Regions from separate parts of the Mus musculus genome. Here regions 2 and 3 are each linked to region 1. The links are chromatin loops, found by intact Hi-C in ENCODE. Cell type or tissue: gastrocnemius. All regions are shown on one strand. Region 1 has its middle 33 kb from the start of Gm29483. Region 2 has its middle 22 kb from the start of Gm36102. Region 3 has its middle 36 kb from the start of Gm36102.

Region 1 (8,000 bases):
TTTCCAGAATCATGGGGAAGGTAATTCCCGAAGTAATTATGGAAGCCATCCATGGGTGGGGTGGGGGTGAGAAGAGCAAGGGAGCTATGAATAGCTGACCTTGGCCTTCCTGTGGCTGGTGTTTACCCTACAAGAGTGCTTTATTGGAGAAAAATAAATAAATGGGAGACAGATAGGAATAAGCCAATCTAAGTGTTGGTCACACTGGTGTGAGAAATTCAATAGTTTAAATCGCACCTCCCAGCTGCCCCTCCAAGGCCTTTTTCAGCAGTAAATCTTGCTGAGATAAGTCTAAGGACAAACTAAAAAAAAAAAAAAAAAAAAGGAATGGACTTTTAAAAGTTAGGTGTTCCTAAGGAGACACCCTTATCATGCTCCAAGGCGCAGGAGCTTGGTGAAAGGAGTTGGAAGTAGGAGGCAGAGGCTAGGGAGGAGTGCTGAGAAATGATGTCTTCTAGGCGTGGCATGGCTGCACACACTCTGTATCCCACAGTGGGTTAGCCTAAGGGCACCAGAGAGGCATTAGATCGGATCCTTCACCTTTCCTTTGTGGATGGGGAGGGGCTTGTGAGGACCCAGCCCTTCTCTAGGATCTAAAGGATATTAATGGCTGTGGAAGGAGGGGGAGTTGTTTTCTCTAGTGGTGTATCCAGTGGGAAGTTGTCCTGCTCAAATAGATAATCCCAACCCTTTCATGCTTATACAAACAAACCTGATAAAAGTCTGTGGGACACACACACACACACACACACACACACACACACACACAGAGAGAGAGAGAGAGAGAGAGAGAGAGAGAGACAGACAGACAGACAGACAGACAGACAGACAGACAGACAAAGAGAGATACGCAGACACATACAGACAGAGACAAAGAGAGACAGAAAGACAGAGAGAAACTGAGAGAGATACACACACAGAGAGACAGAGATAGACCGACACACACACACACACACACACAAGGGGGTGGCAGAGGATGATACAGAGATAGAGACAGAGACAAGAGGGAGGAGCTAGCATGAGCCTGTTATTTCAAGAGGCAAAGGCAGAAGGGTTTCTGCATGTTAAAAGGGTGCCTGGTCTACATAAAGAGTTCTGGGCCAACTTAGTCTACATTAGGAGTTTTGGGTCAGCCTGGTCTACATTATGAATTGTGAGGGAGGGTGGTGCAACCTGGCCTACATAAGGCATTTCAGGTCAGCCAGGGCTGCAGAGTAAGATTATGCTTTAAAGAAACGTTTTCCAAGCAAAAGGACTAGCAGGAGAGACCGTATAGGAACATTGTCTTTCCTGATGGGAGACAGCAGCTCTCTGAATCTTGCTGAGGAGGCAAAAGGAGGGCAGCCTGGCCTGCCGCTGAGATGGAGATTGTATTGGCTGAGTCTGGCCAGCGCACAGCAGGAGGTTCTGTGGCTCTGAGCTCTCTCCCAGAGTTCTGTGCTCTGGATGGAGCGCCTAAGAAGACTGACTATGCATAGGGAACGCTATGGAGGACCAGGGAAGAGCTGAGTGCTGAACTTGAGCAAGTGTCCCTGAATCCCTGAGGGACAGAAACTGGTGACCTGTCCTAGGACCACCCCAAGACCACAGTCTCGATGACACATCTGGGACATCTAGAGCTAAGCTCTAGCAGAGCAACTGTCATTCATTAAAGAGGCTAGAATAGAGGGATAAAAGAAAGGGGGTACAAAAGGAACCGGGGCCACTTAATAGGACCTAGGGTGCCTTTTCATGTTGCTCATCTGACCTGAGCTCCACACCTCCTCCAGCTCACAGCTGCAAACACCCAGGAGCACAGACAGCACCTCCCCAGGGCTCCAAGCTGGTGAGTCTCTTGGTATAGTTGGTGGGGTAGGGCATGCTAGGGGCTGCGTATGCAACCACAGCCTGGCACGGGGCCATTCAGGCTGTGAGACAGTGGGTGTGGCTTTGGTCTCCGCCCTCTCACTGCAAGCCTAAGCATGGCAGACCCTGCAGCCCGTGGGGAGAGCCACTGCTCCTCCCAAACAGGCAGCTACTTCAGCTCAGCTCAGCAGGCAGGGCAGAAAGGATGACAGGTGCCACCGCCCCCGTCTGCCTGTCACTGGGAACCAGCTGCCTCCTGTCAGCAGCTTGTCAAGTCCAAGGACCAGGACAAACAGTCCTGCTGAGCTGCCGCTCCCTGACCTGCCCCCAGCAGGCCTCTTTCACGGCCAGCACGTGCTTCTGTCCTCTTGGCTTTAGGGTCTGGCCTGAACAGGCCCTGCAGGAAGGAGAGAAGGGGGCCATGATAGGGCGAGGAGCCTAGAAAGATGCTCTTGGGAAGAAGGCTGCTGATGGAGAAACATGGGAAGGCTTCCTTGAGGAGGAGGCAGTGGGAAGAGAAGGGATGGAGTGGATTGGGGGAGCAGGAGTGCAGATAGGATGGGGGTGTTTTAGATCCATGAGGGTGAGTCTGGAGCAGGACCTTCTTGGACACAGTGGGCCTAAGATGGGTGCCATTTGAAAAGGTAGGTGTCCCTGGGGGTTCTGGGCTGCGGACACCCCCAGTGGAGCTGGCTTAGGGCCAGCTGATGTCCCCACTTCACACCAGGAGAAAGAAGAAGCAGAGGCAAGAAGGACATTGAGGCACCCAGCTCCCACCCACTGCACCACCCACTGCTGATTTCTGCCCCATCCAGGTGCCCTTCTGCCGCTGGTTGGCACAGCAAGTTATAGCAATGTTGGCAGGACCGTGGCTCTGTCTCAGTGAAGCCCTGGCCTCTTCCTACCACTGAGACACTGGGAGCATAATGGATGTCCTCGTGGAGAGAGCACTGTCTTCAGATTGCTTTCATTTTTTTCCTGTGATATGTTTCCTTTGTGGCGATGCTACGTATTCCTGTTTAAACAGCGTACGCTCATTCTGAGACTAAGTGAGAAGTTTTCCGTCTGCTATGGGCTGTAAGGAAACTCAACCTAACACTGGCTATAGAGCAGGGGACTCCTGAGGGCCAGAGAGGGTGGCACAGGGAGACACTGAGACCAGCCTGTGACCTCTGCACCACCAGGAACCATGATCACACCAGGACTGCCAGGCTAGTAGCTAGGGCTGCCGGCAGCAGAGGCTGCTCTGCTGTCCTTAAAGGCAACCCCAACTAGAACCAACCAGGCATGACCTTGTCAGAGAATCCTCTCAAGGGAAGAGCTAAAGTCAAGGGGTAGACCCTGATCATGATGTGACTAGGCCTCAGCCCTCTCCCCTCAGCTGCCTTCCCAGAGCTGTCCCTGAGACCCAGCCTTATCCTGATGGCTATGTGCCAGCCTTATCCTGGGCTGGAGCTCTGTCTGGACACATAGCCTACAGCACGGGGCCTAAGAGGGCTAGGGGGAGACAGAGTGAGGCCAAGCGTGTACAGACTCAGTGATGCAGGTTGGGCTGTGTCCCTGTATGCTGCATCTGTGGCCCTTCATTCTCCTGAGTGCTCCCCTATCTGTCCTTTGGTCTCATCTTGCTCGGTGGATGACTGAGACCTAGAGGTGAGTTCACAGCCCATGGAACCTCTGAACTCTAAAAAGCCACCCTGGAAGGACACACAGGATCCACCAACCTTTTTGGAGCCCCAAGGGACACTGAAAGAGCCCAGTGCCTAAGGGAACTCAGAATCACTCTGCCCAAGGCTGGCATCCAGTGTGCTTTCTCAGGCTGCGGGATTCCGCACATATTTTCTGAAGCCTTGATGGGCATGCTAAAGCAGTAAATTGGGGCCCACACTGGCCAGTCAAGACCACCTGAGAAGCCTGGATTTTGTGTGTTCATGTGTCATACTTCACTCATTCTTAGCATCCGGCCTGGAGAGCTCAAATTCTGGGATCATCAAGGAGGCTCCAAATAGAGGGAACAGTTGGGGGCCTGGAGCCACTTACTGCCTGCTGTAACTCTCAAAGCAGGCAGCGGTATAGCTTAAATATATGCCTGCCTATAAAGGGTACCATGATCTGCCCCAGCCAAGCCTGGGTGACTGGGATGCAGTCAGGATGGAATTGAGTCTTGTGTCTGTTGTCTTGCTGGGCATGTCTGCTAAGTCCTGAGGCCTCTCTCCGCAGGCCAAGAAGAAGGCCTGATCTTGCCCAGCCTGGTCTAGATAAATTGGGGTACAACTCCTAGCAAGTTAACTTTGGCAGCTGGGATTAGGGCCGGGTTGGGCCTGTAAACAGGGATTCAGAGACTAGCAGAATTCTTATAGAGTGTGTCTGAGGCATCCACTGGTCTTTCTTGAGCTTCAGCGCCTCCTGGTGGTGGGAGGCCATCACTTACAGTAGGCTGTGGGTACTTCAACGTTTTGCCTCCCCAGTCCACTGGGCCTTTGGATTTGAGCTCTGATTAGGAACCTCACACCTGAGAAGGGATTGTGAATCTGGGCCTGGAATCAGAAACTAAGGGATACAGGCAAGGGGAAGGGGTGGGTACCCCAGAGAAAACCAGCCTCCTAGGCCACCGTTTCTCATCCCCAAACAGAGCAAACCTGGTGCCATCTTTACTGGTCCACTTCTCTGCAAGCTGACTTGGAATTGCTCTCTGTGGGTGTTGGGCTAAGTTCAGCCTAACAACAGGGTTTTCTGGAGAGGGGTGTGTGTCAGGTGTGTCAGGCCATGTGGCATGTCACTCTGGATACACAGGCCAAGGCGTGCTCCACCTGTCCCTGTGTAACTCTCCCTGGAAACCAGAAGCCCACACAGGGGCACCTGGAGGGACATTTGTGAGAGGCTACTGGTTGGGTGGGAGACTGAACTGGGTGTCTTCTGGACATTTGTCCTGCAGCCGGGCTCACATCCACTGAACTTGCTGATATGACCTGGGGAATGAGGACCGGGAATTACCAGCTAGAAAGGGCGCTGACCAGCCTGGCACCAGGGGTCCTTGGGTAGTATTAAACTCACCCACTCATGTCTAATTGTATGATATTTCTCCGACGAGAAAATCTCTGAACATGTGGATAAGCATCCAGACAAGAGGCCTGTAGGGGCCTCTCAGACCCGCGACTACCCACTGCCCTCTGGCTCCTGGGCAGCTCTCAGTCCAGTGTGCTGTTTCTCAGGGTTTGTGTTCCCGAGCAGTTTGCCTCTGTTTACTGCAAGTTGTGCCTCTGTGTTTAATGCTGAGTGATGTCATTGTTTTTCTCATGAGTTTCTCTCTGTAAATTTCTGGGATTGCAAGCACATGAAAACCAATTTGATGGGCATTGTGTGGTTTGAATAAGAACGGCCCCCATAGGCTCATATATTTGAAGGTTTAGTCACCAGGGAGTGGAATTCTTTGATAGGTTGAAAATGATTAGGAGGTGTGGCCTTGTGGGAGGAAGTACGTCATTGGGGGTGGGCTTTGAGGTTTCAAAAAGCCCATGCCCCGCCCAGTGTTTTGGCTTGTGGATCAGGATGTAGCTCACAGCTCCTTCTCCATTACCGTGAGTGCTGTCATGGCCCCGCCATAGTGACATGGACTAAATCTCTGAAACTGTAAGCAAGGTCCCAGTCAAATGCTTTCCTATATAAGAGTTGCCTTGGTCATGGTGTCTCTTCACAGCAGTAGAACAGTGACTAAGACAGGCATAGAGAGAGAGGTTCGGTGCTTGTTTCTTTAGAGTAGATTCCTGTGAGTCCCAGCAGGTGTCCTCCGTTTGCTGGTTTGTTTGTTTTTGTTGTTGTTGTTAAAACTTCATACTATAGCCCAGGCTAGACTTGAATTTACCAGATAGTCCAGGCTGGCCTTGAACTTGTGGCAATCCTCCTTTCTCAGTCTGTGGCAAGGGTACTGATGTTGCAGTCATGAAACACTGCACCAACAGTTCACATGGTTCCCAGAAAGTGCCTGTTTCTTCCAGTCCTCACCAGTAGCCAAAGTTCAGAGACTGTGGATGTCTCCAAAAAGGTTCAGTTTTTGTCAAACTAAGCTCTTTGTGAAGTAGCCAGCTAAACTATCATTTTTATTACATCTTTTCAAATTCTTCTGGATTAACGTTTGATTATTCTGTTGATTTTTCAATTCTGCTAAAATTTAGCAGTTCTCTCTTTCTCTCTCTCTCTCTCTCTCTCTCTCTCTCTCTCTCTGTGTGTGTGTGTGTGTGTGTGTGTGTGTGTGTGTGTGTGTGTGTTTGTGTGTGTGTGTAAGCCAGAGAGTGATGCCAGGTCAATCTCACTTTATTTGTTGAGTCAAAGTTCTGTCCTTCTTGCTCCTTCCCCCCACCCCCACCCCCAATCTGGAGCTCACCAGTTTGAGCTGGTCTCTCTAGCCAACTTGACCTGGGTTACTGTGGGTTCTGGGGATCTGAACTCTGTTCCTCATACTAATGTAGCAAGTGTTTACCCACAGAGTCATCTCTCCAGCCCCTAATTTAACAGGTCTATTCATTACCTTATTCTTTTAACTTGATGGGCTGATATCACAGAGGTTCAATACACTGTTTTCCTTCCCCTCTATCCCAGTCAATACTTTGCATGTTGAAAATTCACCCTCAGCCTTGGTCTGCTGTCTTGTTTAATAACCTGAGTTTCCTGCCTCAGGATTTCTGTTGTGTGGCATGAAGTGTTCTGCCCCATGTAGCTGGTGGATGATCGCCAAGTCACCCATGTCACTCTCATGGGCCTGCAGTGAGGTCCAGCTTCCTTATAGTCTGGATTTTACCCCTCGAAGTTTCCCCAATGTGGGATTTGTCTCACTGGTCCCAGTGTATGTCTGACTTAATTCCTTATAGCTTTAAATATGAATAGAGCTTATCAGCAGGACAAAGTATTTTTTTTCCAAGTGAATCTTAGGATGTTTTATTTTTAAATATTTTCACTGATTTTTTTTTTTTTTTTGCTAATATGTTGAACATTCGAGTTCAACTTGTGAGTTATTTTGCAAAGAATTAGCAATTCTGACCTGTTTAGTCTGCCACTTGGGGACATGACAATGACACCTGTCCCCATTTATACTGAAGTACACCCCACCCTCGGATAGGACCCTTCATAGTGCTTTGGTTTGCTTCTGCTTATTTTGGGATTTTGATACAATTATGAGTTATTTTTGTGTCTTATTATCTGCTCTGCCAGGCTGCCTCAGCCTCGGGGAGCGTCTCTGGTTATTGGGTTTCTTTTCACACCCTACTTCTTTGTTGAAACTTCTTATTAACCCTGAAATTTCTGACAGTTGTTTTAAGGCTTAAAATGGTAGCACATTTTTTTTCCTGCTTCCCGTTGATGATTGAGAACCCTCCTCTACCAGTCCTGCGTCTGTCCTGCTTGTCCTGCTGAGTTCAAGAATTACACAGTTGATAAACCAGTCGCTGTGTGTGTGTGGGGGGTACACCTGTGACCCCAGCATTTGGGAGGTGGAGGCAGAGGATTAGAAGTTCAAGGTCTCTGCAGCACATCATAAGTTTGAGGTCAGCATGGATCACATGAGACTTTGTCTTTAAAAATAATAATAATAAAACAGAGTTATGGAGTTGGCAACTGAGTGTTCTCACATACTGATTTTAAGGGCCCCTTCTCTGGGATGCAATGTCAAGGTGTTGTTTGAAGGGGATGCACATCCTCCTATTGAAGAGATTTTCTCTGTGCCTCGATTACTTGCCTCTGTCCCAGCACACTGTCCCAGCCAGAGATACTTCTATGCCATCCTGGTCCATCCAGGGCAGAGTTAGCTTCTTCCCCTCCTAGAAGCTCCTCGGTCTCACTTCCTGCTCTTGAACCCAATACAGTGTGACCCACTGCCAGCTCCCGCTCATCTGGGAGTCCCATGGAAGGGGGAACGGCTGCTTCCATGGAAAAATTCAGGGTCTTCCCAGTAATCCACCCTACCTCTTGAATGCAGAACGGTGGGTTCTCCTCCAGCCCTGTACCTCTCCTTTGCTATAGCTGTTACTTTGCGGTTGGTGACCCCTGTGGAGTCACTGCCTTCCATAATCTTCTCGATATTCTCATCTGTCCCTTCCCGAGACACTGGGGGCCTGCTCTGAGACTCCAGGCAGCAGCCTTTCTGGCCACTGCAGTGACACTTA
Region 2 (8,000 bases), 77 kb before region 1:
CCTCTGCTGGGTGGTGGGTTACAAGGGAGGTTAAAGCGTTTAAGAACCATCATTAAAAATAAGGGTTTGAAAAAAATTAAAGTTACAATGGTATGCGTGCATATGGGAGGTCAGAGGTCAACCTTGTCATTCTGCAGGCACCATGCACCTTGTTTCTTGAGACAGTGTCTCTCAAAGTCTGTCACAATTTTTAAAAAGATTAAATTTTATTATTTTAAATTCTATGTACACATGCGTGCCTGTGGATGCCCTGAATCTGGAGTCACAGGGTGTTGCGAGGCACCTGATGAGGTCACTTCTCCCATGTCTTCATCCATCATTCTTAGGGCTGGGTCAGCCACCCTGGTTAGGACTCCAGATCCCTCTCATACGAGGAGCAGGGTGGAAGCCTGCCCCATTTAGGAATTATGGCCAGAGGCCACCTCCCAGCAATGGTCCTAAGGACTATGAAGGGAAGAGAGGAGAGCCTGGAGGCTACTTCATCCTGACCATGACATCTGCTACCACATGTCAATTCTCCAAATCAAACATCACTCTGGCAAGAGGGAACTCTGAATGTCAAAAGTAGGTTTGTAGACACTGTCTTGGCTTCTCTTCTGTTGCTTTGATAGAATACTTGGATTAAAGCAGGCAACACAAGGAAGAAAAGCTTTATTTGACTTACAGTTCCATAGAGTTAGAGTTGGCCATCGTGGGGAAGGCATGACAGAGAGCATGTGAGACCAGTTCTTTACATGGTGTAGCAGTCAGAGAGCAGCGAAGGAGCAGGAAGTGGAGCTATGCAGTCAAAGAGCAAAGCCCACTCCCAAGGTGCAACCTCCTCCAGCAGGGTTCCACCATCTCCTAAAGGTTTCATAACGTCTCCAAATAGCACCCAAAGCCAGGAACCAAGTGTTCAACCACAGGAGCCCATGGGGGCCATTTCACATTGCAACCAAACTTTCTGATATCTCTCTTCCACCTTACCGTCAAGCTTGCCACCACCTCCCTCACAGGGATTCCAGACCTTCTTACCTTTAACTACTAAGTGACCATGCAAAGTTCTAGCCTCCCAGGCCCCTAGCCTGAATGCAGGCTGAACACTGATGGACCCATCAGGGGTCTCGGAGGATGGGCTCACTGTCCCAGGACAACTCAGTCAGACATTGGGGATGCTGAATTTGGAGCTCCTCAGGCTTGGATGCCAACCATCTTGGAGATTTGTGCCCATTTTGTCACTCTTATGAGTGTTGGAGGACATGCAGGTGAGCTGCAGACTTAGTGGCCCAGAGTGCCTATATGACACACAGGAGCAAACCTTGGGAAGATGGGGCTGGTGCTCTTGTTGTCTGGTTGCCCTGGGAGATGTAGAAGACCTTCCATCACTGACTGCAGCATGGGAGGCTGTGTCCATGATTCCGGGAGAGATGGGATGGCTCATGGCACCACTTGACTACAGAGAGGGCAGCCTATGTGCACGTTGCAGATGGGGACTGGGCCTCTGGGGCTGCTGCTCACGGGGTGGCTGGCATCATGGAATGACAGGTGCAGAGGCTTGGCTCACACAGCTCTAGAGCAAATGTTGCATTTTGATCTGAGGAAAGAAGTCCAGTCCAGACACAGCAAGGATGAGAGGAATGAGGAGGGTGTGGTTGAGTGGGGAGAGGCTACTTTTTCTTGTGCGTTTCTCTCTGTCTTAAGTGTTATCCACTTAGATTTCACACAAGCTGGTCCATTTCTGGGGTGATACATATATCAACCTGGCACCATAGAGAGGAATATGTGGAAGTCCAGGCTAGAGGCTCCTCACGACCCTTTCTTTTCACAGGTAGGTTTTTTGTTTGTTTTTTGTTTTGTTTTGTTTTGTCCAGTAGCCTATAGTTCAGACCTCTGTAAAGAAGAACACAAGTGGGAATGTCCACTTGCCAAGCATGAGAGTGAACAGCTGGCTGGAGCTTCAATGTGTGGAGCTCCCAGCTGCCAGCAAGCACCTGTCTCTTCCTGACCAGGGATGCTGTCCTTCCGCTGATGTCTCTTAATGTTCCTAAGAGGCTGTGTGTATGGGGGAGGTCTGCAGTTCCACCCACATTGGGGAAACTGAGGCTGGAAAGCATGGAGTCAGAAAGACCCAGTTCTCGAGAGTATCTTGTGCCAGGGATTGAACCCTGGGCCCCAGTATTGATAGGCAAGTGCTCTACCATGGAGCTATTGCTCCAACCCCAAGTTAAAACACGGTTAAATCTTGTTAAGAATGTTCTTATCTTATTGTAAGCAGCCTTTAATGGTTATTTTTTTCCTTCAAATAAACTAAGCTGTTGGGCTGTCTGATGATTTGACCCATTGATTGATGTCTGCCAGACCCCTCATTTGTGCCTGACTGCCTTGAGCAGGGAGCTGTCACCGGGCTGTCATGGCACCCTAAATACTTTCAATGGCTTGAGAAACTGTACTTCAGCTGCTAGGACCTCTGCAGCCACAGTGCTGCCAGAGTCACATGCTTCTCCTTCAGGGACAAATTTTCTCCAGCTGTGATGCTGCTGACAACCCCACTCAGAGTTGTCACAAGCCTTGGAGAACTTTAGGTGAGCTTGTTTGCCCTGAAGCTACCCAGGGCAGGAGGAAGATCACCTCCCCAGTGACTCAGCAAAAAGTCTATGGAGGGTACAGCGTAATAGTTACGACTGGCAGAGTCCAGTGCTATATGGATGCAAGGCTGTGGCTTGTGGAATTATACTCTGGGCACATGTTTTCAGTCCCTCTTCTGCTATACAATCAGGCTTCTCTCCTGGGTATTGACCCCTGGTATTGCAAAGGTTAGGTCTCATTTGAGGTATCACTTGAACTTTTAGCTATTTTTGCTCTTTACTATGGGTAGAGTGGGCTGGGCTGTTTGTGCAAAAAAAGCAGACAGAGACCTGGGGCTTCTAGCAGTGACCGCTGAATAGTTACAGAGTCACCAGGACCTGATACAAGAAGCTCTGAACCATAACACCAGAAGGCAGATAGAGAGATCCAGAGATCACTACAGGCAGTGGGCAGTATAGAGAAGGCGAGAGACAGTGCGGAAACTGAAACTGCAGAGCACACGAGCCTGTAAGAACCAGAGACAGGAGGTGAGCCCGCAGGCTGCGGCTCCAGCAGTCCAGAAGAGCTCACGAGAGACGTCTGAGCGTCTGAGCGCTGAGGGTCCTTATCCAAACCTCCAGAGCTGTAACCGGATCTGGCTGGTGGTGTTCTAAGCCCTAGGCAGCGATTCTCAGCCTTGAGTCCTTGCAGCCAGCAACCCGACCTGGCTCTGAAAGCTTAGAATCCTGAGCCTCTGGTTCTCCAGGCTCAGAGCTAAAAGCCTTATCATTCGGAAACGCAGCTTGTGATTCCCTGAAAGAGATCTGTCAATGAATTCTTTGTTTATCTGCAACTTCTGTGTATCTCTAGCTGCCCTTTATGACACTACGAAGCCGCTTCCTGGGGCAGCTTGGCTGGTGAGTGGCAGAGGACTTGATTTGAATCTTCCTGGAGGACAAGTCTGATACTGGGTGGACACAGAGCTCACCACCGACACCCACAAGGAGACTGTGGGGTTCTTATTAGCCCAGGAATGCTCCACTAGGGCACTGTCTCAGCTTTGACTGTCAGGAGAGCACTGTTGCTATTGCGAGGGTCCCAGGGATGGGACCAGTATGCTTGGATTTAGAGCCAGAGGCTGGTCCTGTCTGGTGTGTGTGTGTGTGTGTGTGTGTGTGTGTGTGTGTGTGTGTGTACCCATATGCCTTGGGCGTCTGGCTCCCTAAGAGTCACAGGGGAATGCATAACACACAGAGACCCAGGTGATTACAACAGTGACCGCTGGAAAACCCCTTTCCAAATGCTTTGATCTGTTTCAAAGAAACCAAAACAAAATAAAACCACACCCTGGCAAACCAAAAAAACTTGCCAACAAAACAAAACAAGAAGAGCTTAGAGAGAGAAGAGACCATCACAAATGTTGAGAAGGGACGCCACAGGAAGACCAGCAGAGTCAACTAACCTGGACCCTGGGGGCTCCCAGAGACTGAACCACCAACCAAAGAGCAAGCATCAGCTGGACCAGGTCCCCGCACATATGTAGCCAATGTGCAGCTTAGCCTTCTTCATGAAGGTCCCCCCCTAGGGCCACTAAATCTGTTGCCTGTCTGTGGATCCCATTCTCATAACTGGGCTGCTTTTCTGGCCATGGTGGGAGAGGATGTGCCTAGCCTTGCAGTGACTTGATGTGCCAGGGTGGAGCGATACCCAGGGGATCTCCCCATTCTGATTTCCCCATTCTTAGGAGAGGATGGGGGAGGAGCTGTGTGAGAAGGGACTGGGAGAAGGGGGTGCGGATATTGGGACGTAAAGTGAATAAATAAATAAATTAATGAAAAAATAAAGTGGGGACACTTAGCTCTGAAGCCACTTTCAAAAGACTTGCAGCCAAGCAGTCACGCTGATGTGAAACTGCCCTAGGTTGGGACACAGAGGTGCAGCTTCCTGGCTAGGTGTTTGCACCATCTGCTTGCAATACTGAGCAGGGCAGTGGCAGAGAAACAAATGGTAAGATGTATAGATGGGTCTTGGCACCCAGGCTTTTCTTTAAACGACGTTGCCTTTCATTCTTGACCCCTGAGAAGGCTGCCCACCAGTTAGGCATCCGTGAGACAGGTCACCCGACCTAAAGCAGAAGGGCTGAGTGACTTTGCTGACTGCTCAGCTCACATGCAACCCTATCTGCAGTCCTGCCCACGGGATCCCCAGGGTATCAGCCTTGCTTACATACCTCCCTTGCCAGCAGACTCTCTACTCCATGAGCTTCCATCCCACTGTCCCTCATCATGAAGGTGCTCACCACATTAGTCCCAAGGAGGCCCACACTGTCACTTCCCAGTGGTGCTGTCTGCTTCCCTGGATCATCTGGAAGCCAGCTGCACTGGGAAGTTCATGCGCTCTCCTTAAGCATTTATAAAAAGAGGGAGACTCCCAGGAATAAAAGCCTAGGCTCTCCTGAAGAGTTGAGCGTGCCTGATTACTAATCCCACCCCCAGACCAGCCTTTTATCGTTGATAAGGCCTGTCTGAATTTAACAGCCACAGAGCCGCACAGACTAGAGACCCGAGGAGTGACATGCCCTTAGATCGCATTTGATGCAAATCCTTTTCACTCCGTCTCAGACTGGTACTTCAAAGGAGCCGAAGATCCTAGAGGCAGAGAGCCGATGCCACCTCCCGCTACCACAGGGATGGCCCTGTGGTAGCTGCGTCTTGCTAAGAATGGCATCTGGCCTCTGGTTCCCTGGGCTGGACATGGGACTTGCTCACTGACACTGCTGGCCAGCATGCTCAGCCATCTCATGTGACCAGGCCACAAAAGACCATGGCAGACATTCAGGCTCACTGGGACACAGAAGGAGCTGATTTTAGTAAGGGATGCAGCTGACACAAACCAGACACAAAACAGACTCAAAACAGACGCAGCCTGTCCTCATCAAGAGCTTTGCCGAGAGAAACCCAAACCAGGATTGGATTTTAACAAGAAGCAAACCATTTGCACATGATGGCCAATGAGAGGCGCTTGACATAATGTCTTGCAAATAGTGGCCCGTGATGACAGGGCCTGTCTACAGACAGGATAAGGGAGAATCAGGCTCGTGTGCAGTTACCAGAGTCATCTTTACTACTGTAGTTTTTTTTTTTTTTTCTTGAAGTGACTGTTTTAGCAAAAATGTTTGCAGTGGTAAGCTACCATGAACAGGCCATCGCCTCCGAGACTTCTTTTTTAACCACTGTAATTTGAAACAAATGTATCAGACCAGGAACACATTTGAGTTCTTGCCTATTCTGACGTGGAAGCCAAAGACGTTTCCTATGTCATCCTGTGGGTGGCTGAGACAGCCTGCAGGTCCTGCTCAGTCACCTTGCCCTTTGAACCCAGACCTGCATCATCAACTTAGGTGACCTCATGGACACAGATAGCCTCATCAGCACCAGTTCCCACTGCTGCTCAAACAGAGTCCGACACGGGGAACCAGCACAGTGGCTTGAAGGGATACAAATAGTATCATTTCTGTATGTAATCAATCAATCCGAAAGGATGACTCGGAGATGAGACATTTCTTATTGGATCATCAAAATCAGGTGTCCCTGGGAAGACTCACCACATTGTCAGTGCCCAGTGGTGGGTGTCCTGTTGCTGGTATGGCAAGGTCTGAGAGATAACTTTGAATTTCCAGTTGGAGCAGCTATAGACTGGTGATGGAACAGAATATCAGGTATCCAGGAGTCCTGTATCAGCAACACCTGCTGCTCAGGGTCCTCCTAGAACTTTCATCCCTGAGAGTCAGTCACTTCCTAATTGGCTCAGACTTGGTATGTGTCTTCTGACCCTCAAGCCCTGCTGTCATCAGATATCAGCACCGTTTCCTCTGGGGGTTGGTGAAAGTCTCAAGCAGTGGTCCCTTAAATAGCATGAACGTATTTGAGTGGCCCCAAGCTAAATTGGAGGATCTACTATAGAAAGCAAACAAAACTATAGGTAGAAGTTGGCTTAGGATTTCTATCGCTGCGATAAAACAAAAGCAAGCAAACAAACAAAACACCACAACCAAAGGCAAGACGGAGAGGAAACGGTTTGTTTCATCTTGTTCTTCTGGGTGACATCATATCACAGAGGCACCCTAGGGCAGGAACTCAACTAGGGCAGGGACCTGGAGGCAGAAGCTGATGCAGAAGCCATAGCTGCAGTGCTACTTGCTGTTTTTTCCTCATGGCTTGCTCAGCCTGCCTTCTTATAACACCCAAGACCACCCAGCTCAATGGTGGCACTGCTCACAGTGAGCTGGGCCCTCCACATCAATCATCCACCATGAAAACACACCACAGGCTTGCCCACAGGCCAATCTGGTGGGAAAAATTTTTCTCAATTGAAGTTCCCTCCTCCACAATGACTCTAACCTGTGTGAAGTTGACATAAAACTAGCTCACATGGTAGTAAAGTTGAGGGCTTTGCGAGGGTTCCGCGCCAACAGCAGTGGCGCTTGTATGTCTTCTGCGCTTGGCCTTCAGCGCTAAGTGTGAGTACAGAACATGGGATGCTCAAACCACCAACAGTCTGCTTCACATCGCTCCCGAGAAGCTCCTGTGGGTTTCTCCTTGGTATTATTTGGTTTATGCTTTATATAAAATTATATGGCCCAGCTATTGTTTTGTTGTATTTCTCCTGTGATTACAAATGTTTTAAAAATGTGCTTGTTACTGAAGGAAGAATACAACAGAAGCAATTCAGAAATCGAGTCCCTCTGCTTCAGTGGGTCGTCTAAAGAAGGAGGATGTGCTGGGCTAGGGATGTTAGGCTGACGAGATAGCTGTGCACTGAAGGACTCCATAGCTCTAACCAGCGTACACTATATTTTGCCTGGGAGACTCACTGATGGGGAGGTAGGCTGAAGTTATTAGAGCTGAGATGTAGGCCGCTGTAGAACAGGGAGAATGTTGCCCCCACTTTTTTGTCTGGATGAATGGGTCAGACCAATTGGCTTGAGAGCTGGCAGATAAGATGGATCCAGGACTATAGTGATTGGCTGGAATTGCATCAGGCAGAACTGAAGCAGATCTCAGGCTTAGGAATGGAGAATGCCCCCAGATTGAAATGCCCGAAGCCTAATGAGCCAAGACTCTCTTGATGCCCTAGAGCTGATCCTCAGGGTGTGTTCTGTGGTATGGGGTGCTCTGTCTAGTGCTCCTGGCGTCCTAAGCCTCTCCAGAGGCAGGAGCTCTGGGACAGACCAGCCTCCACTCACACCTCCCCCCAGGCATCCCCTGCCTAGTAGAAGGGGGAAGCCTTCAGCTTTGGCATTCAAGCTGTGTCCTGGATTGGCCTAGTCTGTCTGTGTCTCCGTAACAAAATATCAGAGATGTGGAGGTCTAAGGCCAAGGCACTGACTGGCAGAGGTGGTGTCTGGTGAGAGCAGCTAAGTTTCAGAGCAGAGCAGAAGTAAGACCAAACCATGA
Region 3 (8,000 bases), 91 kb before region 1:
AGAAGCGTGCTATTAATTGCTCAACGATGAATGCATTTCCAACCCCCCTCCCTGAAAGTTCTGTCCTGTCACTGGCTCTGATTTATGGAGTTTGGTGGAGACAGGTTTAAACAAGGTTAGACGGGGTCGGTGTGCTCCAGAAAGAACTTTGGTTCAGGAGCCTTCCTTGGGTACCCCTGGGAGGATGTTATCCCTGCAGCCCTCGCAGAGGTTTTTTTTATCCCTTTGGTGTTGGCTCAGGTCCTGTACCTAGCTGCTGCTGGCAGGCTGAAGGTGTTAGGGCCACTCTGCAGGCATGGGGGCAGAGGCCAACTGGGTGGGGTATGTGACTGGGTACTGAACAGGGAGGGGACATGCAGCAGGCAGCATCTGGGAATGAGTGGTTCCTGGCTTTGCAGGTCTGGCTCACAGACCCTCAGGTTCCTGTCTGGCTCCCCCTCCTAATTAGTATCAGTCCTCCAGACGCCAGCTCCCACGTGTTGTCTGCCCCTCCAGATAGGCAGTGTTTGGTTCTTATCCTCACTGGGGTCTGGGTCCAGGAATGGGGGCTGGGGTTATGAGGCATGCAGGGCAGGCGACATTCTGACCTGAAGCCCTCTGCTCCAGTGTTTTAATTTCTCAGGGGGACTGCTCACTGCACGCTGCTGGAGAGAGGTCTGTGCTAGGCTCACCATTCAAGACACTCAAGGTTGAGCCCCACCCCCTTTTTTCCTTTGTATCCAGCCCCGCCCCTTTTCTTCCCCTCCCCTTTCCTGGACGAGAGGCCGGGCGGAACTCTCCAAGGCCCTCTGTCTTGCTTTTACCTGCAGCTCCTCTCTCTGCAGCATTCCTGCCATCACTGTGGCACACTGTCTAGAAGCCGTGTTAACTCCACAAAGGGCAGAGGTATAGCCAGAGATTCCCATGCCGACTTTGTGCTGTGGAACGGGAGTTTTCCTTCAGGAGGTGCTCTGAGGCACACATGGCAGTGTCTTTGTTTCTCGTCCCCAAGAACTAATGCCAAGAGGGTTCTGTGAGTTGAGCACCTCCCAAGGAGCTGAGGGGGTGTGGGTGATGGCCGGCTTCACAGCACCAAGGGCGTCTGGGGGCAATAGAGCCTTGGGCACTGCCTCCACCCCCAACACACTCTACCCCTGGCAACACACCCTGCAGCTGTCCTGGGTTAAAATATCCTCGCTTTTCTGTTGGACTGTCTGACATCTTCCTGCTCCTGCTGCATCTGTGAATCCACCACGGGGTAGGTCCTGGGCTTCCCCTGTGACACTTGAGCTACCTCCATCCTGTGAGGAGCTGAAAAGGGCAGGGGCCGTCTAACACGTCCATTCTGTTTGTCTACACTGAGAAGTGGAGTGGCATGCTTAAGGAGGGTTTGCTGAGGGAGAGAGAAAAAGCCCATAGACGTGACACCAAGGCACAGAAAAGAAGAAGGTAACCACAGCATCAGACCGGATGGACTTCAGGGTCTGGAATGTGTACAGAGCAGCTCAGATTATTTACAAAACAACAGGTGACCAAAGAGGGCATATAGGCACGGCACTGGGACTTGCACTTCCAGAAGAGATCTGGATGCCCAGAGGCATGAGAAGAGGTACCTGACTCATAGTGTCAGGGAGATGTGCTGTGGGGATACAGCTGGTTACCAGCACAGGGCCACACAACTGGCCAAAAGACACACAGATGGTGCTGCTAGAAGCAGGGACTGCCACTCACTGAGTACGAGCTGTTACTTAAAGATCAGCTTAACCTCTCTGTGTCTATATACCCACCCGCAAAACCAGGAATATGAAAAGACACCAGGATAACACACAAACTGCCCTTATCTCTTGTCCCAGCACCCAGAACTCAAACACCCTGAAAGGCATCAAGAGCAAGGGAGATGCATGTGGTATAGGTATTCAGGTAAGGTCTAAGCTTGTTGATCTATCCCATAAACGGACAGCACAATGGGCTGGCCACCACTAGCCAATCCAGTGGATGTCATGGAGCTGGAACTATTGAGTCATCTGACTTAGGAGGCAGCAGTAACCTTGAGTAAAAAGAACATTGGGAGAAACTGAGGCATTAACTCATAGCGGCTGAGCGCTTAGAGCATGTCCTCCAAAAGACCCAGGGGAGTGAGTGTCAGCACCATAGACTGATGGCCATGGGCTGGTTATATCCAGGAAAGCCTCAGCATCGACTCTGCAAGTACCAGCTCTCTGCAGAATCCAGCGGAGGGTAGCACATCCCAGCTTAAAACAGCCTGGAGCACCGTGGAGCTGACCTTTCCTCCAGAGGCTCTTGGGTGCTGGTAGGGATGTGCCTCTCTAGGGTAGAGCTGGTAGCCCTTGGGGTGCTGGGTCTCTGACACAGCTGCCCCTGTGCTGAGGGGTGGGGACAAATCTGGTGCCTCTTGGGGCTTCAGTCACCTGAACCATCTTCACTGAGAGGACTGTAGGCCCTCCTTGGTCCAGGAGCCTGATGCTCCCTCTTCTGAGACCTTGACCTTTTTTGTGTCTGCAGGCTCTTCATATGTCATTGTTAATGAGGGAGGTGGGGCATTTGCCCAGAGGAGTCCTTACAATTAGGCCAGGAAGCTGCTTGAGTGGGTCCCTTCCCACCAGCTTCTCCAAATGACAGCCTGCGGCAGTGTTGCTGGCTATATGACTCCTTAGGGATTTGGTTCCAGCTGCAACAGAGTATGTGCTAGCTTAGGCCTCTCCAGGTCCCTGGGCCCAGAGTAGCATTCTTCTTTGGTCTCCAGGACCATTGTTCTGAGGCCATCTTGGGTCACACGGGCTGTCTTTGTAAGGCAGCTGGAACATGCAGGTGGATGGTCTGTCAGAACACTCCATGTGACACACCCTTAGCCTGGACATTTTGGGATGGGATGTCTGATAAACCTTGTCGTCACTGTCTCTCAGCCAGGTGGCCCTAGGGCTCAGAACTACACATGCAGCCAGAAGGGCAAGACGGGTAGTTAGGGACAGAATGTGCAGGTCTTATGGGTCCTGGGATTGGGAGGGGTGTGAAAACCTGGGATTGGCATTAGCTAAAGCACCCCTGGGACTGCTGTGCTCCTCGTTCTAAGGCCCCACAGACAGCAAGGACTGTGAAGGAGGCAGGGGTGAGGGTGTGTGTGTGTGTGTGTCAGGTCTCAGGCCATTCCTGAGGATTTCTGCACAGATGCTGGAGACCCCAACCAGGCCTGCACCACTGGGTCTGCTAGGGGTAATATTTCACTTGAGAGAGAGGAACCAGGAAAGGCCAACAGAGGGATGGGATTAGGGACCCTGCTGTCACTTACCTTCTGTTAACAGGACTGGGTATCCCTGTGTATGTGGGAGCAGGTGTGTTTGCCTTAGTGAGTGAGTCTGCCCCTGAGGTTGCTCCTGTGCACTTGAGGCAGTACCGATGTGGAGGCGTGGAAGGTACCCACAGCCCAGCTCTTTACACAGGAGGGCCTCAGGGCCTAGCCGAACAGAAACAGTTTTTCCTTGGTTGAACCACAAAGCCCTTCAGAAACCTGGTCCTAGCCTATTATTCAACCAAATCCCCTTCCTTTGCAGTTGTTTTATTGCGTTTCTCAAGCTATGGGGCAGATATTTAATTTCTTAAGATGTTCTTTGCATTATCTGAACTTTGTCATATGTATGCATGATCCACTGGACCACAAAAGCCGAAGTGAAGACTGCACAGTGTGTTGTCATTTGTCACTCAGCTGACCTTTCTCAGGGCGATGCACAGCTGCTGAGTCCTGGGCCCTGATAGGGAGTTCTGCCTGTTTCAAGATCTACCCATGGGTATCAACTCCCTGTGCATAGTCCTAGCAAAAGAAGTTATCACGCATCTGTCCCTCGGGAAAATGAATTGGTGGCCCCCGCAGAACATCCAGACATGGGTATTACCCCAGGATACCCCCGGGGAGGAAGCCCTGAGAAATGGAGTTTGTCTGAGGGCTACTCAATTTCAATTTCCTGCCCTGACCCTAGGAAACTTTTTTTTTTTTTTTTTTTAGCCTATCTCAAGCCCAGGAAAGGAAAGAGATTTTTGGAACAGCTTGAGGTGACTGACTCCTGGTGGTCCAGAAGCCATTATGGAGGGCACAGGAGCCACTATCAAGGAAGAAGATAACGATGTCAACCTATGAACTTCAGTAGTGTTTACGAGCCTCCTGAGCCAGTGTTGGAGTCACAGAGACAACCCCCCGCCCCACCCCCACCTCCAGGAGAACAGATGGTACCCCTGCCTTGAGTAGGAAGATCATTCTTCCTTCCTTCAAAGGTGTCCCACGAGGAAGGTAGAGTCTCTTCCTTCACATACAACAGCCCACCTCTCTGAGCGACCCAAGCCTTGTCAAGGGGGTGAGTTTGGCCCAAGTGGACAGGATCAAGGAGTAGCATGGTGCTCCAAGCGCCTGGAGGGCCCTCTGGGACACAGCCAAGAGCTGGGCTGTGGGTGGCCAGGCCCCAGGCTGTTCATCCCATTCCACCGAGGGCAGCCTTCTGCTCAGGCCGAGCAGGTGCGGCCCCAGACAGCTGGGCTGCCCAGCATGCTTGTGGCGTGAAGTCAGCTGCCCAGCCCGGCCACCAGCCGCACCCTGGCTATTTTGGGAGCCTCCAGCTCAGAACTCTGCCTAGCTGTTCCCACCCCTGCAGCTCCTGGGAGTCTGATTAGAGTGTGGACAATGCCCCTCTTGTTGCACATCTGTCCCTTCCCCACAGCCCCTGCGGCCCTCTCTTCCCCCATAGACACAGCTGGTCCTGCCTGAGGGTGGGGAGCTGTGCCTGGCAGGAGGAAGCTGGCCTTGTGTTGGGTCTTAGGATCACAGCAGAACTGGGCCTCAAAGCGTCAGAAGGAAGAGGCTGGCAGGATGACCTTGGTAGCATTCACTGTTAGAGAGTAAGAACTTGACACTCCCAGAGAAGTGGCAAGGCCTACCCTACCTTGGCAAAGAGGAGATCTGGAAAATTCTCCCCAGATCCTCCTACCCTGGGCCTTCCCCAGCCCTGAGATTGTTGCTAGAGAGGTGGTCAGGGTAGAGCAAGATTTGCTGCTCAGCAGGGCGGTCCCGGTCTCTCCTGAACAGTTGAGAGCATGTGTGGGTTCCCTGCAAATGGCAAACTACATTGATTGTTCCTCCTGGGATTGTCTGGACAGATTTCAAGACCTAATGTTAAGGAGTGCATTAGACTTAGTCCTGGACTAGAGCATGTCCCCCTGAACGTGCAGTCTGAACCTGGAATATTCGCCTTGATCTTGGAGCAGGCAGTCCTTCGCCCTGGAATATGTGCAAGAAGCACCTGCAGAAGCAGGCGTGGGAGGAGGGACCTTTAAGCATCTCTTCTGCTGGGCTGGGGAGTTGGGTTCTTCACTGTGGGTCAGATGAGGGAGAGGATACAATGCTGTGGGGTGTTGTGGGAGCAAGTGAGGCAGGGCCACCGTGGGCCAGGTGACTTTAGTATTAGGATACTTTGGTAACAGGACCCATGATGGGGTTCTGAGTGAGTGAGCTGGGGTGAGGTCAAGGGTCAAGGGGGAGGAGCAGAGGGCCTGGAAGGACATAGTGGAGGTCACTGGGGATATAGTTAAATTGAGCGGGCCAAGGACCCATGTTCATGGAGTGTGCTTGGCAGAACACCGGTGCACCTGCGTATTCGATCGTGGAAACAAGGCTAAAGGCTCTGGCTGCCTTGAGATAGGACCTGGCCCTGAGTTCCAGATGCTCTGCATAGGACCCGGAGGTATCTGGGCCTAAGCCGGAGTGCAGCCCTTGAGGACAAAGCATGCTCCACACTCTGGAGTCTGGTCTTCCCTGAACTCCTGCTGTGGGACCTTCAAGCAGTCCGCCTTCTCCAGGCTCCCGCTCACTCACCTTTGCCTGTTCTGGCTGTCGTACCAAATCCACAGACCGAATGGCTCATGAACATTATAACCTTCTTTGACCCTGAAATCCAACCAAGGCAGAAGCAGATGCTGCATTTTCTATGACATTGAGGGCCAACTTTTCCATAGGTGATGTGTCATTGTGTAAGGGGCAAAGAGGCTATCTCTACCTCCTGCCCCCTCTCTCTGTGTAGGCTAGAGGCCAGCCTTGAGTATCTTCCCAATTGCTCCCCACCATGTTTTTAGATAGTGTCTCTTAATGATCCTGGAGCACACGAATTCTGCAAGACTAACTGTCCAGTGAGCTCAGGAGTCCTCTCATCTCGGATTCTTCAGTGCCTGGATTACAAGCGTGCACCACCGTGCCTGGCTTTTCCTGTGAGTGCTGGGAATCTGAACTCAGGTTCTCATGATTGCTTGACATTCACTTTATCAACTGAGCTGAGTCATCTCTCCAGCCATAGCTGGTGTTTGTTTGTTTTGTCAGAGTATCTCATTGGCCTGGACCTTGACAAGCAGGTTAGTGAGCCCCGAGAATCCACCTATTTCCACATTGACAGTGCTAGGATTACAGATGTGCATCATCATGCCCAGATTTGGGGGTGGTGTCTGAGGAAACAAGGCAAGGACTTAATGGACAGAGCTATCTCCTTGGCTGCTTTTCTTCCTTTGTAAGGACTTGAATTCTCTTCATAAGGGCTGTTTGCAAAATGTACTTACTTATCCCCAGAGGCTCACAACACTATGGTATCGAGCATTAGGTTTCAGTATGTAGATTCAGGGGACAGAAACATTCTGACCATAGGAACTACAGAGTAGCGGGCAAGTCCAAGGTCCAGCACAGGTGTCTCTGGGAGCTGATAGCCAGGGGTCTAAAGGGCTGTCTGAGGCTGAGTCAGGCTGGGCCTGCTTCCAAGGCTCAAGGTGAAGCTACAGTCGTGTTCCGTAGGCCAGGGACTCATATACTCCATGCCATTATCTCCGGCGGGCAGTGTCTGCCTTCAGAATACCTCAGCTGCTAAAATGAGCAATCAAAAGGGTACTGGGGAGCAGGATCTGTGATGCTGTTAGGGAGCGAGGAGGAAGATACCAAGGGGCCTCCCCGACAGGAATCTTGAAACCATGAAGCTCTGCTCCTGAGCCCTTTGCTAGGATGCATGACCCCAGCAGCTTTGGGATGGGCAGTCGTGAGTTCCACCAGGGCTCGGGTGTGGGAAGTGTCAGGGCCCTGCCTGAGACTCTGCTTAAGAGTCCCTGGGGATGAGAATGCCAGGTTCTTTCACCAGGATGTTGAGTCTGGGCTGACAGAGCAGGAGCCACGTTTGAGGTCCTAGGGGAGACCTTGCTTTCCATAGCTTGTGGTGATCCCTATCTCCTGTGTGAAATATGGAATTTTACTGTGGAGCACCTCCTCAGAGCAAGGAGCTAAATGTGTTCTCTAATCTCTCTTTTTACCTCTGGCCCTCCTGGGTGTCTCCATTGGGTGGTGTCTTGTTGGTGAACTAACCAGCAGGGAGGGCAAACGCTTATTCTTAGCTCTAGATACTTAATGGTTTCTCTTCACCCAGTCGAGTGTGAGCCATGTGCTCAGCCCTTGACGGTTGTGAGCTATTTGAGCATCCCTGATGGGGAGATGCTAGCCCCTATCTCCTGTCTTCTTCCTCCTCACTTCTCAGCTCCTTTGACCTGGTACGTGTTCTTCCAAGCTCCTCAGCCCTGCCATGCGTGTGTCTCATCCCTGCCTCTCCAGATAAGAGTCAGCTTCTTTCTGATTCTCCCCAGAAGAGGACCTGTGAGCAGGCTTCTGGAAGCTAACTGCCACCCTACATCCATCCAATCCTTGGCTCACAGCATCCTGAGCATAGGAAAAGCCACCCTGTCCCCTCCACATTGGGCTTTCCATACACTACACCGGGTGGAGCTTCTCTCAGGAGCTTCAGTGCCCATGATGGAGGCTTGTGATGGTTTGTATATGCTCAGCCCAGGGAATGGCACAATTAGAAGGTGTGGCCTTGTTAGAGTAGGTGTGTCACTGTGAGGGTGAGTTTTAAGACCTTCTTCCTGGCTGCCTGGAAGCCAGTATTCTGCTAGCAGCCTTCAGATGAAGATGTAGAACTCTCAGATCCTCCTGCATC

What was found. A loop is a pair of places that touch in the nucleus more often than their neighbours do. Peaks named below come from ENCODE experiments on the same cell type or tissue, not always from the same donor. Only the 100,000 strongest peaks of a DNase experiment are listed, where the experiment ranks them.
Region 2: a loop joins it to region 1, with 5 times the contacts of the local background. A loop is called at or near these places in 7 of 42 quality-filtered maps.
Region 3: it touches region 1 in a loop (2.2-fold over the local background); 7 of 42 quality-filtered maps call a loop at or near these places.

What each region holds. Positions count from the first base shown.
Region 1 is chr1:92,693,290-92,701,289 of GRCm38, reverse strand. No RefSeq gene overlaps it. Among named protein-coding and RNA genes, the nearest start is that of Gm29483, 33 kb to the left of the region's middle. In gastrocnemius, CTCF peaks have their summits at 2,150 and 4,262 (motif pointing left); DNase peaks (open chromatin) are centred at 2,551, 3,254, 4,247, 4,655 and 2 more places; H3K27ac peaks cover 3,481 bases.
Region 2 is chr1:92,770,066-92,778,065 of GRCm38, reverse strand. No RefSeq gene overlaps it. Among named protein-coding and RNA genes, the nearest start is that of Gm36102, 22 kb to the right of the region's middle. In gastrocnemius, a CTCF peak has its summit at 3,031; a DNase peak (open chromatin) is centred at 1,474; H3K4me3 peaks cover 1,192 bases; H3K27ac peaks cover 4,965 bases.
Region 3 is chr1:92,783,964-92,791,963 of GRCm38, reverse strand. No RefSeq gene overlaps it. Among named protein-coding and RNA genes, the nearest start is that of Gm36102, 36 kb to the right of the region's middle. RefSeq lists an enhancer at 1-2,862. In gastrocnemius, no CTCF peak of the experiment used is centred here; a DNase peak (open chromatin) is centred at 4,487; H3K4me3 peaks cover 224 bases; H3K27ac peaks cover 2,831 bases.